2 separate regions of the Homo sapiens genome follow, and region 1 is linked to region 2. Evidence: read pairs that join two places in POLR2A ChIA-PET (ENCODE). Cell type or tissue: OCI-LY7. All regions are shown on one strand. Links, peaks and the distances in the headings refer to the core of each region. The heading gives the core; the rest is flanking DNA.

What was found. ChIA-PET counts read pairs that join two places held together with the same protein. Peaks named below come from ENCODE experiments on the same cell type or tissue, not always from the same donor. Only the 100,000 strongest peaks of a DNase experiment are listed, where the experiment ranks them.
Region 1: POLR2A ChIA-PET joins it to region 2 with 5 read pairs; 6 of 35 experiments call an interaction of 5 or more read pairs at or near these places.

What each region holds. Positions count from the first base shown.
Region 1 is chr20:49,774,144-49,781,686 of GRCh38, forward strand. It overlaps LOC105372652 (a long non-coding RNA gene), which reads right to left and starts at 1,228. Exons shown (of 3, transcript XR_936825.3): 1 at 1,085-1,228. RefSeq lists a silencer at 1,196-1,344. In OCI-LY7, for the core only: no CTCF peak of the experiment used is centred there; no DNase peak of the experiment used is centred there.
Region 2 is chr20:49,632,098-49,639,288 of GRCh38, forward strand. B4GALT5 (beta-1,4-galactosyltransferase 5) reads right to left here. Exons shown (of 9, transcript NM_004776.4): 8 at 5,244-5,345; 9 at 848-4,362. The coding sequence ends at 4,215. LOC124904926 (a long non-coding RNA gene) reads right to left here and starts at 99. Exons shown (of 2, transcript XR_007067638.1): 1 at 1-99. RefSeq lists an enhancer at 4,407-4,907. In OCI-LY7, for the core only: a CTCF peak has its summit at 5,035; DNase peaks (open chromatin) are centred at 2,824, 3,224, 3,914 and 4,574; H3K4me3 peaks cover 2,467 bases; H3K27ac peaks cover 3,347 bases.

The sequences.
Region 1 (7,543 bases), core at 933-5,932, 140 kb after region 2:
AAGCACACAGAGATTGTGACTTGCCCAAAGCCATTCAGAAAGTGAGAATAGGCCGGGTGCAGTGGCTCAAGACTGTAATCCCAGCAGTTTGGGAGGCCGAGGTCGGAGGATCACTTGAGCCCAGGAGTTGGAGACCAGCCTGGGCAACATGGCAAAACTCCATCTCTACAAAAAATACAAAAATTAGTCGGGTATGGTGGCACTCACCTGTAGTCCCAGCTACGTGGGAGGCTGAGGTGGGAGGATTGCTTGAGCATGGGAGGTCATGGCTGCAGTGAGCAATTATTGCACCAGTGCATTCCAACCTAGGTGACAGAGGGAGACCATCTCAAAAAAAAGAAAAAAAAAAATGAGGCTGGGCACGGTGGCTTAGGCCTGTAATCCTAGCACTTTAGGAAGCTGAGGCAGGCGATTGCCCGAGGTCAGGAGTTTGAGACCAGCCTGGCAAACATGGTAAAACCCCGTCTCTACTAAAAATACAAAAATTAGCTGGGCGCGGTGGCACATGCCTGTTAATCCCAGCTACTCGGGGGGCTGAGGCAGGAGAATCACTTGAACCTGGGAGGCAGAAGTTACAATGAGCCGACATTGGACCACTGCACTCCAGCTTGGGTGACAGGGCGAGACTCTGTCTCCAAAATAAAAAAGTGAGAAGAAAAATAAATAAAATTTAAAATAACAAAAAGTAAGAAACAGAAACATACACACACACAAAAGCAAACAAAAGAAAACAAGAAAAGGAAAAAATGAAACAAACTAGAAAAAACAAAATGAGAAGAATGTAGACTGTCATCATGTGCCTTGGCCATCCCTCCAGGAAGATGTCTTGGAGCTGGGATTCGTGGATAAACAAGATAAACAAGATGTATACATTTTCCTGTGTGCTTGCAGCTACACACACACACACACACACACTTGTGCATGCATTTGGACACACAAACACTGGGGCCAGAGAGAGGCCCAGCCTCCCCTTAGACACATTGTTGTCCAATGTCCCCCACCCCCAGTTGGGGTTCTGTAAGTAAAAAAGAAGGAACAGGATGAGTATTCAACAGGCAACCTTTAGGTTTTCCATGGACCTCACCTCATTTGATAGACAGAAAAGTTTCTACAGCAAGTTCATTGGCAGGACTAGGCCTTGAGCCCACTCCCTGGGACAGCGGACTCCACACCACCTGTTACAACTGGAGATTGAGTGTCTGCCGGAAGCTGTTTCCTGGGGAACTGCAGCCAGCTGCTGGCCACACAGGAGCTCTTTATCCCCCACCAACTCACCTCCCTGGGATCTACCCAGGACCTGCCTTCTTGAGTAACAGGATGTGACCCTATGTCACCAGGGCACTTGCTGCCCATTGAAAGTCCTCATGAGTCATTCTCCAAGGTTCCAAGGGAAAAAAAACTCCTAGATAGGGGCCCATCCCAGAAAGAAATAAAACACTGGCCCAGGGCCGAGACTTTCAGAGAAACCAGCTGGCCTGCTTGTGAGTGGGAGGTTGCGGGGGGTCACCTTGAACCGAGGTCTCTCTGGACAGAACTGTTTTCTTATTCAATCATTCATTCATCATCTATTTATAGACATGACATTTATTCATGGATTCAGCTAATATTTATTAGGAGGGGCAAAATAACTCTCACTTCTAACCTACACATTTTTGAGTTGTTTACATTCATTATTACACAAGTATGTGCTGCTTTCATTTTTTTAAGCTTTGCTTTTAATTAATTAATTAATTTATTTATTTAGCAATCCCAGGATGGAGACAGATTTAATTATTTTAAAATAACAGGCCAGGCGTGGTGGCACACACTTGTAATCCCAGCTACTCAGGAGGCTGAGGCAGGAGAATCGCTTGAACCCAGGAGGTAGAGGTTGCAGTGAGCCGAGATCACGCCACTGCACTCCAGCCTCAGCCACAGCCTGTCTCAAAAATTAAAAAGAGAGAGAGAGAGAGAGAGAGATGCTGCTTTCTGATCCAGAGGACATACATGCCCCACTGGCAAGACAGAAGATCCCCAATTCGGACAGCTACCTGGAGAAGTTGACCTCTAAGCTGAAAACTCAAGGATGAACGTTGCCAGGTGACAGGGAGGAAATTACCAGAAATGGTGCTCTGGGCAAAGGGAACAGCATGTACAAAGGTCAGGAGATCATGCTTTTTTCCGAAAATGCAAGTGTTTGAGACCATACTGTAGGAAGTGGGAGAGGAAGTGATGAGCTCAGAGAAAAAGACAGAAAGGCAGAGAGCCCACTTAAAGGAATGGCTAATTAACCACCCCCATTCCACTCTTCCCGCCCACCTCCCCACCCTCATCCCACTCCTAGGACCATGACTCAGTCATGAGGTTTTCACACTCTCTCACTTTAAGCTGGGCAGTTTCTGTTTCTCAGCCAATGTGTCATTCATCAGCAGATCATGTCATCCCCCCCAATCCACAGCATGGTTCCAGAATATCAGCTGATCCTCGTGAATTGGACCGCAAATCTTCCAGAGTTTTTTTTTTGTTTTTTTTTTTTTCTTTTTTGAGATGAGGTCTTGCTCTTGTCACCCAGGCTGGAGTGCAGTGGCGCGATCTCGGCTCACTGCCTCCGCCTCCCGAGTTCAAGCGATTCTGCTGCCTCAGCCTCCTGAGTAGCTGGGATTACAGGTGCCTGCCACCTACACCCAGCTAATTTTTGTAGTTTTAGTAGAGATGGGGTTTTGCCATGTTGGCCAGGCTAGTCTCAAACTCCTGACCTTTTGATCTGCCCTCCTCAGCCTCCCAAAGTGCTGGGACTATAGACGTGAGCCGCCACACTCGGCCGCTTCCAGGGTCTTACAAGGCGAAAAAAATCTTACATTGAAAATCAAGGGAGCATTAATAAATATTATAGCACTGGGTGCATCGCCCACAGATAGGCAGGCAAGTTTTGTTCAACTGGAGGCACTTTATGACTAGGTCTAAAGTCGCCATTTATCTGAGATTGTCCTGTCTCTAGCAGCTGGGTCTCATTTCATGCTCAGAGGAAACTTACGAGGAAAATGCTTTTGCTATCCCCACTTCACAGAAGAGAACTGAAGCCTAGAATGTAAGACACTCACCTCAAATCTCATATACCTGATCACTTTTTTTGAAACAGGGTCTCAAGCAGCCACCCCGACTGGAGTGCAGAGGCTGGAACACAGTTCACTGCAGCCTTGACCTCCCTGGGATCAGGTGATCCTCCCACCTTAGCCTCCCGATTAGCTAGGACTACAGGTATGCACCACCACACCTAGCTAATTTCTGTATTTTTTCTTCCAAGACGGAGTCTTACTAAGTTGCCCAGGCTGCAGTGCAGTGGTGCAATCTCAGCTCACTGCATGAGATCGTCTGCTGGGTTCAAGTGATTGTCTTGCCTCAGCCTCCCAAGTAGCTGGGATTACAGGCATGTGCCACCACACCCGACTAATTTTTGTATTTTTAGGTATTTTTAGGAGAGACGGGGTTTCGCCATGTTGACCAGGCTGGTGTCAAACTCCTGACTTCAGGTGATCCACACACTTTGGCCTCCCAAAGTGCTGGGATTACAGGTGTGAGCCACTGCATCCGGCCGCCTGGCTAATTTTTAAAAATTATTTGTAGAAATGAGGTCCTGCTATGTTGTCTAAGCTGGTCTCTAACTCCTGGGCTCAAGAGATCCTCTCACCTCGGCCTCCCAAAATGCTAGGAGTACAGGCGTGAGCCACTGTGCCCAGTCATGGTCTTTGTTTAATCTTTACAATAGAGCATCCCCATTTACGATATGGGAAAACAGAGGCCCAGAGAGCTGAAGCAACTTGCCAGAGACATAGCAAAAGTAAGGGAGTGCTCCTACACTGCTGACAGGAATGTAAAGTGGGGCAGCCACTTTAGAAAACAGGGTAGTAGTTCCTCAAAAGACTAAACAAGCTGGGTGCAGTGATCCAAGTGCTTGTAATCCCAGCACTTTGGGAAACTGAGACGGGAGGATCACTTGAACTTGGGAGTTCGAGACCAGCCTGGGCAACCTCGATAGTGAGACCCCGTCTCTATTGAAAAAAGAAAAAAAAGTGTAAACATAGGGTTACCATATCATCCAGCAATTTTCCCCCTAGGTATATGTCCAAGCATTGAAAACATATGTCCTCACAAAATTTGTACATGAAAGTTCACTGCAGTATTATTCATTATAGCTAAAAGTGAAACCAATCCAAATGTCCAACAACTGATAGATGGATATATATATTTTAGACAGAGTCTCCCTCTGTCACTCAGGCTGGAGTGCAGTGGTGCAATCTCGGCTCACGGCAGCCTCCACCTCCCGGGTTCAATCAATTCTCCTGTCTCAGCTTCCCAAGTAGCTGGTATTACAGGTGCCCACCACCACACCCAGCTAATTTTTCTATTTTTAGTAGAGACGGGGTTTCACCACGTTGACCAGACCAGTCTTGAACTCTTGACCTCAGGTGATCCGCCTGCCTCAGCTTCCCAAAGTACTGGGATTACAGGTGTGCGCCACCACGCCCAGCCTATAAATGAGTAAATAAATGTATGTATCCATACAATGGAGTCTTACTGAGCAATAAAAAGAAATAGAGGCTGACACTTACTACAATACAGATTAACTGGAAAAACATGTTAAACAAAAGAACTGGCCGGGTGCGGTGGCTCATGCCTGTAATCCCAGCACTTTGGGAGGCAGAGGCGGGCAAGAGTTCAAGACCAGCATGGGCGACACAGTGAAACCCCATCTCTACTAAAATACAAAACATTAGCTGGGCGTGGCAGCGCGCACCTGTAGTCCCAACTACTTGGGAGGCTGAGGCAGGAGAATTGCTTGAACCTGGGAGGCGGAGGTTGCAGTGAGCTGAGATCGCACCACTGCACTCCAGCCTGGGTGACAGAGCGAGACTCCGTCTCCATAAAACAAACAAAAAAACGAGCAAAACACAAAAAACAAATGAACAGCATAAAGGAGCTTATGTTACATGATTTCATTTATGTGAAATGTCCAGTATAGGCAAATCTGTAGAGGCAGAAAGTAGATTAGTGGTTGCCAGGGCAGGGGGACTTGGGAGAAAATGGGGATTGACTGCTAACGTGTATGGGGTTTCTTTTGGGAGTGGTGAAAATGCTCTAAAATTGATTGGGGACTTGGTTGCTCAACTCCAAAGGTATGAAAATGAAAACCCATGAAATCATACACTTTAAATAGGTAAATTATGTGGTATCTGAATTATATCTCAGTAAAGCTCTTACAGGAAAATGTTTTAAAAAGTAATAATAATAGGGGCCAGGTGCACTGGCTCACGCCTGTAATCCCAGCACTTTGGGAGGCCGAGGTGGGTGGATCACCTGAGGTCAGGAGTTCGAGACCAGCCTGACCAACATGGAGAAACCCCACCTCTACTAAAAGTGCAAAATTAGCCGGACATGGTGGCACACACCTGTAATCCCAGCTACTTGGGAGGCTGAGGCATGAGAATCGCTTGAACCCAGAAGGTGGAGGTTGCAGCAAGCCGAGACAGCACCACTGCGCTCCAGCCTGGAAAACAAGAGGAAAACTTTGTCTCAAAATAATAATAATAATAATAATAATAATAATAATAATAATAATAGGCCCCAGCACAATGGCTCACGCCTGTAATCCCAGCACTTTGGGAGGCCAAGGCAGGTGGATGACTTGAGGTCAGGAGTTCGAGACCAGCCTAGCCAGCATGGCGAAACCTGGTCTCCACTAAAAATACAAAAATTAGCCTGGTGTGGTGGTGCATGCCTGTGGTCCCAGCTACTTGGGAGGCTGAGAGAGAAGAATCTCTTGAACCCGGGAGGTAGAGGCCACAGTGAGCCGAGATCACACCACTGCACTCCAGGCTGGGTGACAGGGCAAGACTCCATCTTAATAATAATAATAATAATAATAATAATAATAATGGGGTAGGCTGTGATCATGACCTAAACCATGATCTATGTTTGAACATCTGCACTTACTATGTGCTCAACTAGCCTGAGCCAAAATGAGCAAGGAGGGGAGCAGAATACATTAGCTCACACAGTTGAAAAATCCAGGAGTATTTCAGGTATGGCTGGATCCAGGAGCTTAAGTAATGTCAGTGGGACTTTGTCTTGCTCTATTTCTCCAGTTCAGATTTGCCCTGTGCTGCCTTCCTTTTCAAGTAGGTGACAAAAATGGCCTTGGCAGCTCTAGACTGCTGAGCTCTTACTACCCTGAGGGAGTATCTTTTTCCTTATAGTGTTTAGTAAAGATCTGATGGAAGGTTCACACTGATCTGACTGGGGTCACTTTTGAATTAATCGCCATAGCCAGGATAATTTTCTGCTCTGGTGGGCTAAGACTGGGTGATACAACCCATTCTAGAGCCAGGTTTGTGGTCAGCTTCACCCAAACCATATAGATTATAGGGGTGGGGTAGTTCCCCAAGGGAAAATTAGGATTCTGGGCAGGCTCAAGTCACAGATACCCACAGTATTCGGACAGTGTGGACCCTGCTGCCCAGGTTTGACCCTTGCTTTTTCCACATGCCAGCTATGTGACCTTGGCAAAGTTCTTTTTTTTTTTCTTTTTTTTTTTTTTTCCTGAGATGGAGTCTCATTCTGTCACCCAGGCTGGAGTGCAGTTGTGTGATCTTGGCTCACTGCGACCTCTGCCTCCGGGGTTCAAACGATTCTCCTGCCTCAACCTCTCAAGTAGCTGGATTACAGGTGCCTGCCACCACACCTGGCTAATTTTTGTATTTTTTGGTAGAGATGGTGTTTCACCATGTTGGGCAGGCTGGTCTCAAACCCCTGACCTCAGGTAATCTGCTCGCCTCAGCCTCCCAAAGTGCTGGTATTACAGGTGTGAGCCACTGTGCCCAGCCTCCCCAGATTATTATTATTATTATTATTTTTTTTTTTTGAGATGTAGTCTCACTGTGTCACCCAGGCTAGAGTACAGTGGCGCAATCTTGGTTTACTGCAACCTCCGCCTCCCAGGTTCAAGCGATTCTCCTGCCTCAGGCTCCTGGGTAGCCGGGATTACAGGCGCAAGCCACCACGCCAGGCTAATTTTTGTATTTTAGTTAGAGACGAGGTTTCACCATGTTGGCCAGGATGGTCGCGATCTCCTGACCTCGTGATCCACCTGCCTCGGCCTCCCAAAGTGCTGGGATTACAGGTGTGAGCCACCGCACCCGGCCCCCCAGATTATTCTTTACAATGGACAATCCACAGCCACAAAGCTAAGAGCCAGGTGCTTGGTTTTTCAATTTTTTTTCTTTCTTTTCTTTCTTTCTTTTTTTTTTTTGAGACGGAGTCTCGCTCTGTCACCCAGGCTGGAGTGCAGTGGCGCGATCTCAGCTCACTGCAAGCTCCACCTCCCGGGTTCACAACATTCTCCTGCCTCAGCCTCCCGAGTAGCTGGGACTACAGGCGCCTGCCACCACACTCACCTAATTTTTTGTATTTTTAGTAGAGACGGGGTTTCACCGTGTTAGCCAGGATGGTCTCAATCTCCTGACCTCATGATCTGCCCTCCTCGGCCTCCCAAAGTGCTGGGATTACA
Region 2 (7,191 bases), core at 2,192-7,191:
CGTTCTCCCTGCAACCAGAGCCATCTCTCAAAGTTGCTATGGAATCCGAATCGCATCACGCAGCCCTGCCTGCTGAAAACTCTTGAATCCACTGCTCTAAGGATGAAATGCAAACTCCTCCCCCTGTGCGCCCCCCTGCCCCCTCTACTCCAGCCACGCTGGCTTCCTCCCTGCCCTGCAGCTGTGTGCCACACGCTCCTTGTCTCCCCCTAGCTCACTTGCTTCCACCTTCCCTACATTCCCAACTGGAATGCCCACCCTACCATGCACTCGTCACCTGCAGCTTCCCCTTTTGGACCAGGTATTGAGGATACAATTTTAATCATACCCCCCAGTGGACCGTAAGTTTAATGAGTCCACTGATCCTGTCTTATTTTCTCTATTATTATGTCCCCGGCATCTGACACTATTAATACTGTGAGTGGCAAACATTCAACACATAGAAGCCATGATGACAATCTCTGAGCAGAATCTGGCATATAAACCCTACACTGATCCCAGAGAACCTTCTGGAATCAAACTCCATCAACCCTCACCACCCCCTTCACCCCCAAGTCCCCTCACTCAAGTGTCTTATGCAACTTTCTTGGTACCACCTGGGTGATTCTTGAAAGAAAACCCAAGCGTGGGCATGCCTGGGCAGCACAGTGGAGGACTGCTTCTGTTACACTGCGTAGCTTTTTACTCAGCCCGTTCACCTGCAGCACGGGTCAGGCAGTATTTACCCCAGCAAGACCCAGAGCTCAGCTGAGCTGCCTTAAGTTGAACTCCTGTAGGAAAGGAAAGGAAAAAGGAAAGACCCCCAAGGACCCAAACTGTCCTACACAAAGAGAAATGACCACCAAGGTTTGGTTCTTGAATATGTATTTTTTACTGAAAAAATCATTCATAAATTAACATACAAAAATGTACAAACACATGAGTAAATAATGTAATGACAAAGGACTATTTTTGTGAAAAGTGTTTTTTAAAACATCTTTAGATTTCAGTGCAAAAATGTACCCCTGGCACCTCTTAAAACGTAAGAGCAAGCTCAAAAACACGTAGTGATGGAAATAAGCTAGCTACGCTCAATGCCATCGTCAATGGTGAGTGGATACAATCAATCCATGTGGCTCCTGCTCAGCTATTAATGTCTGTGGTAGAGGATCTCTGACAAGAGGACCTATTATGTCAAAATGAGTATTCTTGCAAATACCCCCCCACCCCCCAAAACAGCATGAACAAACGGGGACACCTTTCCCTGCACACAGCAATCAAAGACAAGATTAAGGGGCCACCCATCAGTAGCCTTGAAGATTTTCAGCTACCAATATATGCACAAGGTCACATTTGGTTCCTGTTTTTTTTTTTAACATGACAATTTCACACTATTAACAGCACACGGGCCTGGCTGTACGTTTTTAACTATGACATTTCCCATATGATATTCGAGGCCTGGTGGACACATGACTGACAGTGCACATCCAGAGATTCTACACTCATCAGACACAGACATGACCGCAAAGGTATCAAAGTGACCCCACTTTAAGCAGTGAAAAAAGACCTTTCCTTTTGTTCTCAAATCAGCATTTTCTAAAGTCAGGTGTTAGCCTTTTGCCAACAGTGTGTACTTGATGGTAATTATGGCAACATAGAGCTTCAAACAAGATCGCCTGACAACACTGCCGCATACACATACGGCACCCAGGACTCAGAATCAGTCTGTCCTGGCAAATCCTTCCAAATGACATCATAGTGTTGTCACATTGAAAGCAACTCACAGCCTTCAGTGAGGAAAGGGGAGAGGAGAATGAGAAGGGGAGAAAAGCCAAGGCAGGGACAAAGGCCCGGTGGGGGATGGGGGTTGCAGGGTGGAGGGGGGTCTTTATTGCTATATGCACCATAAAACAAAGGAAAACCAAATGAACTTCTGTGTGTAATGTTCACTTGTGAAGGTATTTTAAAGCATGAAATGCTTAAGTCTTAAAAAACATATGCTATAGCTTACCGGCATTTTCAAGGGCAGGAACCTGCTCTCTCATATGAGCCGATAAGAGCTTTGCAATGCAATTTATTTTCTAAATACCACTCTATTCTTCAAAAGAACAAAAACACAAACAAACAAACAAACAAAACAAGGCCTGGCCAATCACTCCCACAGTTTGTGGGGATCATATGTCCACAGAACCATCACATGCAACGAAAAAAGCCCTAACCCACACACATACACACACACACCCCTACACACACCCATGTAAACTATGAAAATCAAGGAAGTTGAAGGCAAACAAGGCAATTAAAAAAAAATACGAAGTACTCTTCAGAAAGTACTCCTCATCACAATATATAAATATGTTTTATGGAAAACAAGGGCGGGGGAGGAAAACTGGCATTTTCCAGAATTCTGCAGAAGCCGACAGAGACTACAATTTGAGGGCTTTGGTTTGGGGAAAAACAAAGAGGCACAAATTCAAATACAATTTAGAACATGACTTCAAGGCTGGGCGCAATGGCTCACACCCGCCCATAATCCCAGCACTTTGGGAAGTCAAGGTGGGCGGATTGCTTGAGTCCAGGAGTTCGAGACCAGCCTGGGCAACATGGAAGAAACCCCTGTCTCTACTAAAAATACAAAAAATTAGCCAGGTGTGGTGGTGTGCACCTGTAGTCCCAGCTACTCGGGAGGCTGAGGTGGGAAAATGGCTTGAGCCTAGGAGATGGAGGCTGCAGTGAGCTGTGATCGTGCCACCACACTCCAGCTTAGGCGACAGAGCCAGACCGTCTTAAAAAACAAAACAAAAAATAATATGACTTCAAAATGCAGGTGGGGGTGTGAGCAGTGCACCTGGGCTCTTGCTGTCTGGAGCTTTGTTAGTCTAATTTCAAAGCTTCAATCCGGTCTTACCTGGATCCCAGCTGCCCCACAGCACACAAGTGTCACCAGCTCCCTGGCTCCTGGCTCCCTATTTGAGTGCTCCTTGGTTCTATGTATCAGTTACTAATGTTGACAAAGAATCTTTCCAGAAACCAAAAAGGGACACAGAGGAATCACTGAAGCCAGCTGGTAATGTAGGCACATTGTTCAGAAACTGTGGCCAAGTTCCACAAGAGAAAAAGTAAGAGGGGGAGGGATTCCCATACACACCCCCGCCCCCCGCCCCCCGCCCCGCCATGCTGATGAAAAGACAGAACACGAAGCCTGGAGAGCCAGAGATGTGTGTGCAGCGAGCCCCGAAGGGCCTGCTTTAGGCAGGAAGCAGCCTGCTCTAACAGCAGCCTCCCGCTTAGCGGAGAGTGGGATGAGCACATGCGCGGCCGACAGGGAAGAGTGAATCCAGAGCAGAAGTCAAGGGCAAGACTCGTGGGGGGGGGAAGAAAGGGACAGAAGCCAGCTCCCAGCAATAAAGGTCGGGTTATTTTGTTCTTTTGTGACATGCCCTATATCCACTCCCTCGCCAAAGTGACAGCAATTCGGGAGATGACATTCTTCAACTGCATTTTAACTGAGTTCCTGCACTTGCCAACCAAGTAAGTGGCCTAATACATAAATCCTCAATTTGAATTGGAGCCAGCTAGAAAATTAAATTTTAAAAAGGCATTTTACATGGCTTATTTACAATTATACTTCTTCAAGAAGTGATTGTTATATATTTATGTCTATTTATCTTTCCCAAACACCCTCCCCTCCACCCTCAATCCCCACCCAAAGAAGGTAATTTTTTAAAAAAATGAAACCAAAGAGAACACCAGAGATCTAGAAGAATGGTGTGGAGTTTCATTTGCTCTTCCTAAAACGCAGCTGCCCTGTGGTGGGTTTGCCTCTGCTCTGAAGGCCAAGAGGCTCCAAGGTCATGTGTAGGGACAGGCTCCACGGCAGGACCACGGCAGGACCACGGCAGATCACAGTTCATCATGGGTTCTGGAGACTGCGGCTAAGACAGGATGTGGGGTAGGAGATGGGGAGAGAGCAGCGGGACAGACGTCTGTCTTGTGAAAACAGAAAGCCAGTGCTGACGAAGGAAGTCCCCAAGCTCACTCCCTCAGTTCCAGCGGCTGATCCAGTGAAGGCGTTTGTGCGTGTGCTGTCACATTTTCCCCCTGAACTCTGTGATCCTTCATGAGACACAGTATTTCTGTTCTCTTGCTGTGTAGACCCTCCCCCCTCCAAAAAAAAATCTCATCGGACTGCTTTCTTGGTGGCGGTGGGTAAAGCAAACGTACATTCTCTCCTCTCAGTACTCGTTCACCTGAGCCAGCTCGGGTGTCAGGTTGACAGTTATGTTTTTATACAAGGCGTCGTATGTGATGTTTGCAAAGTAGTTCAGGTTGTTGAGGCCATCCAGCCCTTGCCGTTCTTTTGACTTCCTCAGCAGAGCATACCTGTTTAGGGAGGGAACAGAGAAGAGGTGGCTCTGAGTGAGGATCCATGCCTCTGCAGCCAGAGGATGGAGCAGGGCGTCCCACAGCAGAGGACGCAACCCATGGCAGCACTTCTGCAGCACAAGGTGGGCGCACGGCCAATTCTGCTATGCCAGGCTGAGTGCTGTGGTCAGAAACACCTCCTGTGTTTCATGCCAGGTGCTTCACTTAATTATTTCATTTAATGCTCACGCCAGCCCCTGCTAGCAAATGAGGAAGCCAAGGCTTAATAATGTGAGGTAACTTGCCCAAGGTCAGAGAGTGGGGAAGTGGGAGGTAAAGCATTAAAAATACAACAGATGAGAAAGTTCATACTCTGTATTCAGTGCCATTTTACTCCCATGAAAACAGAATTTCAGCAATTAGAATTGGTTGTCTAGAGCACAGTCTTCCCCACAATTTAGAAAAGACACACACACACACACACACACACACACAAAGAAAGAAAAGGTAACACAGCAACTGCAGCCACCCAGACAGAAGCTCAGGACACCATTCGGAACGGGAGCCTGCGGAAAGGGCGCCACTGCTCTGTCACCTCAGGGACCTTCATCCAAGCTGTTTCTTCCCAAATTCCCCAAAGGCTACTGTGGAGACCACAAGGCTGAAGACATAGGACAAGTGATTTCCTTCGAAGAATCTTACTATTGAAAATGTTCACCAACGGTCTGATCCCCACACTGTTCTGCCTCAGAGTTAGAATACATGCAACAGCTGTCAAACAGCTGTCAGAACAGGGCCTCGGGGTGGGGAGTAGGAGAAGGGGCTGTAATATGCTCTAAGATATCCGGACATGAAAGTATAGGGGATACTTCTAAGAGACAGAGATAAATTCCACCAACCTTCCAAGAAACTGGACTTCTCCTCGATGGTGATGAGGAATGGACTTGTACTTTCCTGTGTCACCCTCTGGCCGGCTCACAGAATAGCCTGCATTCTGTACTCTGTCCAAGACCAAGAGAACAGGCTTTTAGATACAACGGTAATAGCCCAGGAGTGACCAAAGCCTACAAGACATGTTACAAGCTTACCCTGGAAATCACACACAGCAAAAGCTCTCACCCGCTTAACTGACTCATTGTGTCATTTCTTAAAAACTGAGTTAAAACTCAATTTTAACTGAATTAAAGTTTTTATGTGAACGGAAAAAATAGGCTGGGCTAGGTGGCTCGTGCCTGTAATCCCAGCACTTTGGGAGGCCGAGGTGGGCAGATCATTTGAGGTCAGGAGTTCGAGACCAGCCTGGCCAAAATGGTGAAACCCCATCTCTACTTAAAAAAAAAAAAAAAAATTAGCCAGGCGTGGTGGTGCAGGTCTGTAATCCCAGCTACTCAGGAGGCTGAGACAGGAGAATCACTTGAACCCGGGAGGCAAAGGTTGCAGTGAGCAAAATTGCACCAGCTTGGGTAACAGAAAGAAAATCTGTCTCAAAAAAGAAAAGAAAAGTACGGAAAGAAATGGTTACTTCCAGGGAATAAAATAGAATCAAAATGGGGATTAATACTTAGACACTTGTATCATCTAATTTTTTTTTTTTAAGAGACAGGGTCCACTGTGTTGCCCAGGCTGGAGTACAGTGAGGTGATCATGGTTCAGTGCAGCCTCAATCTCCCAGGCTCAATTAGTCCTCCCATCTCAGCCTCCTGAGTAGCTGGGACTACAGGCGTGTGCCACCACAACAGGCTAATTTTTTTTATTTTTTGTAGAGACAAGGTCTCACTGTTGCCCAGACTGGTCTTGAACTCCTGGGCTCAAGTGATCCTCAAGCCTAGGCCTTGTGAAGAGGTGGGATTACAGGTGTGAGCCACAGTGCTCAGCCTATCATTTGAATTTTTATTAGCAAAATAGTCCTTGTAATTAACAACAAACACATACTTTTCAAAAGCCAAGCTACAAAGGAAACAGATACCAGGTAGTATTTTGCATTTGTTCCTTATGAGGTTACTGTTTACTTACTCCATAAAAATATTACTTTATTCCACTCACACACAGGATTGTTCACCCAAGCTTGTACAGTACAAGCCTTATGTGATGGCGCAGCTAAATCTATGTAGACATATCACTAATATTCCACCCTTCAGTTTGGAGTGGTTCCAATGAAATGGGCATTTAGTACAGAGAACACTGGTGAAGTGAAAAGTTTTGTTAGAACCTTTAGCAGGAGGGGCACTTAGTTATAATATGCCTTAAAAACCCTATTTGCATCCATTAAAGGACAGAGCTTAAAAAAAAAAAGAGCCTTAAAATGACTACATTCGCTTATAGGAATTTTTCCTAAATAGGAATAACAGGCAAAAGAATTATCTACTATATCACACTCTAAATAGTGGAAAATGGAAAAGATTCTAAATATACACCAGGAAATAGTTACATAAATTACAGTACATCTATATAACCGAATTAAATGGAGCCACTTAAGATCCTGTTTACAGAGTATTTAATGTTGATATAAAAACAGTAACACCTATTGAGAGCTTATCACATATCAGATATGCCAGAGCTCTATACACATTACATCATTTAATCCTCACAATCCTGAGATTTGTGATTTTAAAAACTGACACACAGAGATTTTAAATTACTGTTCACTTGCCACTTTTTAAACACAAAATAAACTCAATGAAATGGTAACATGTTACTTATTGTTGTGGGTAATTTATTTTTATACTCATTTGTATTTTATAATGAACGTATTATTTATTAGAAGAAAAAATTGCTAAATTATAATTTGTTGATTTTCGCATGTCAAAGGAGAAAAATGAAAATAGCTGCTTTGTTGGGATATACAGT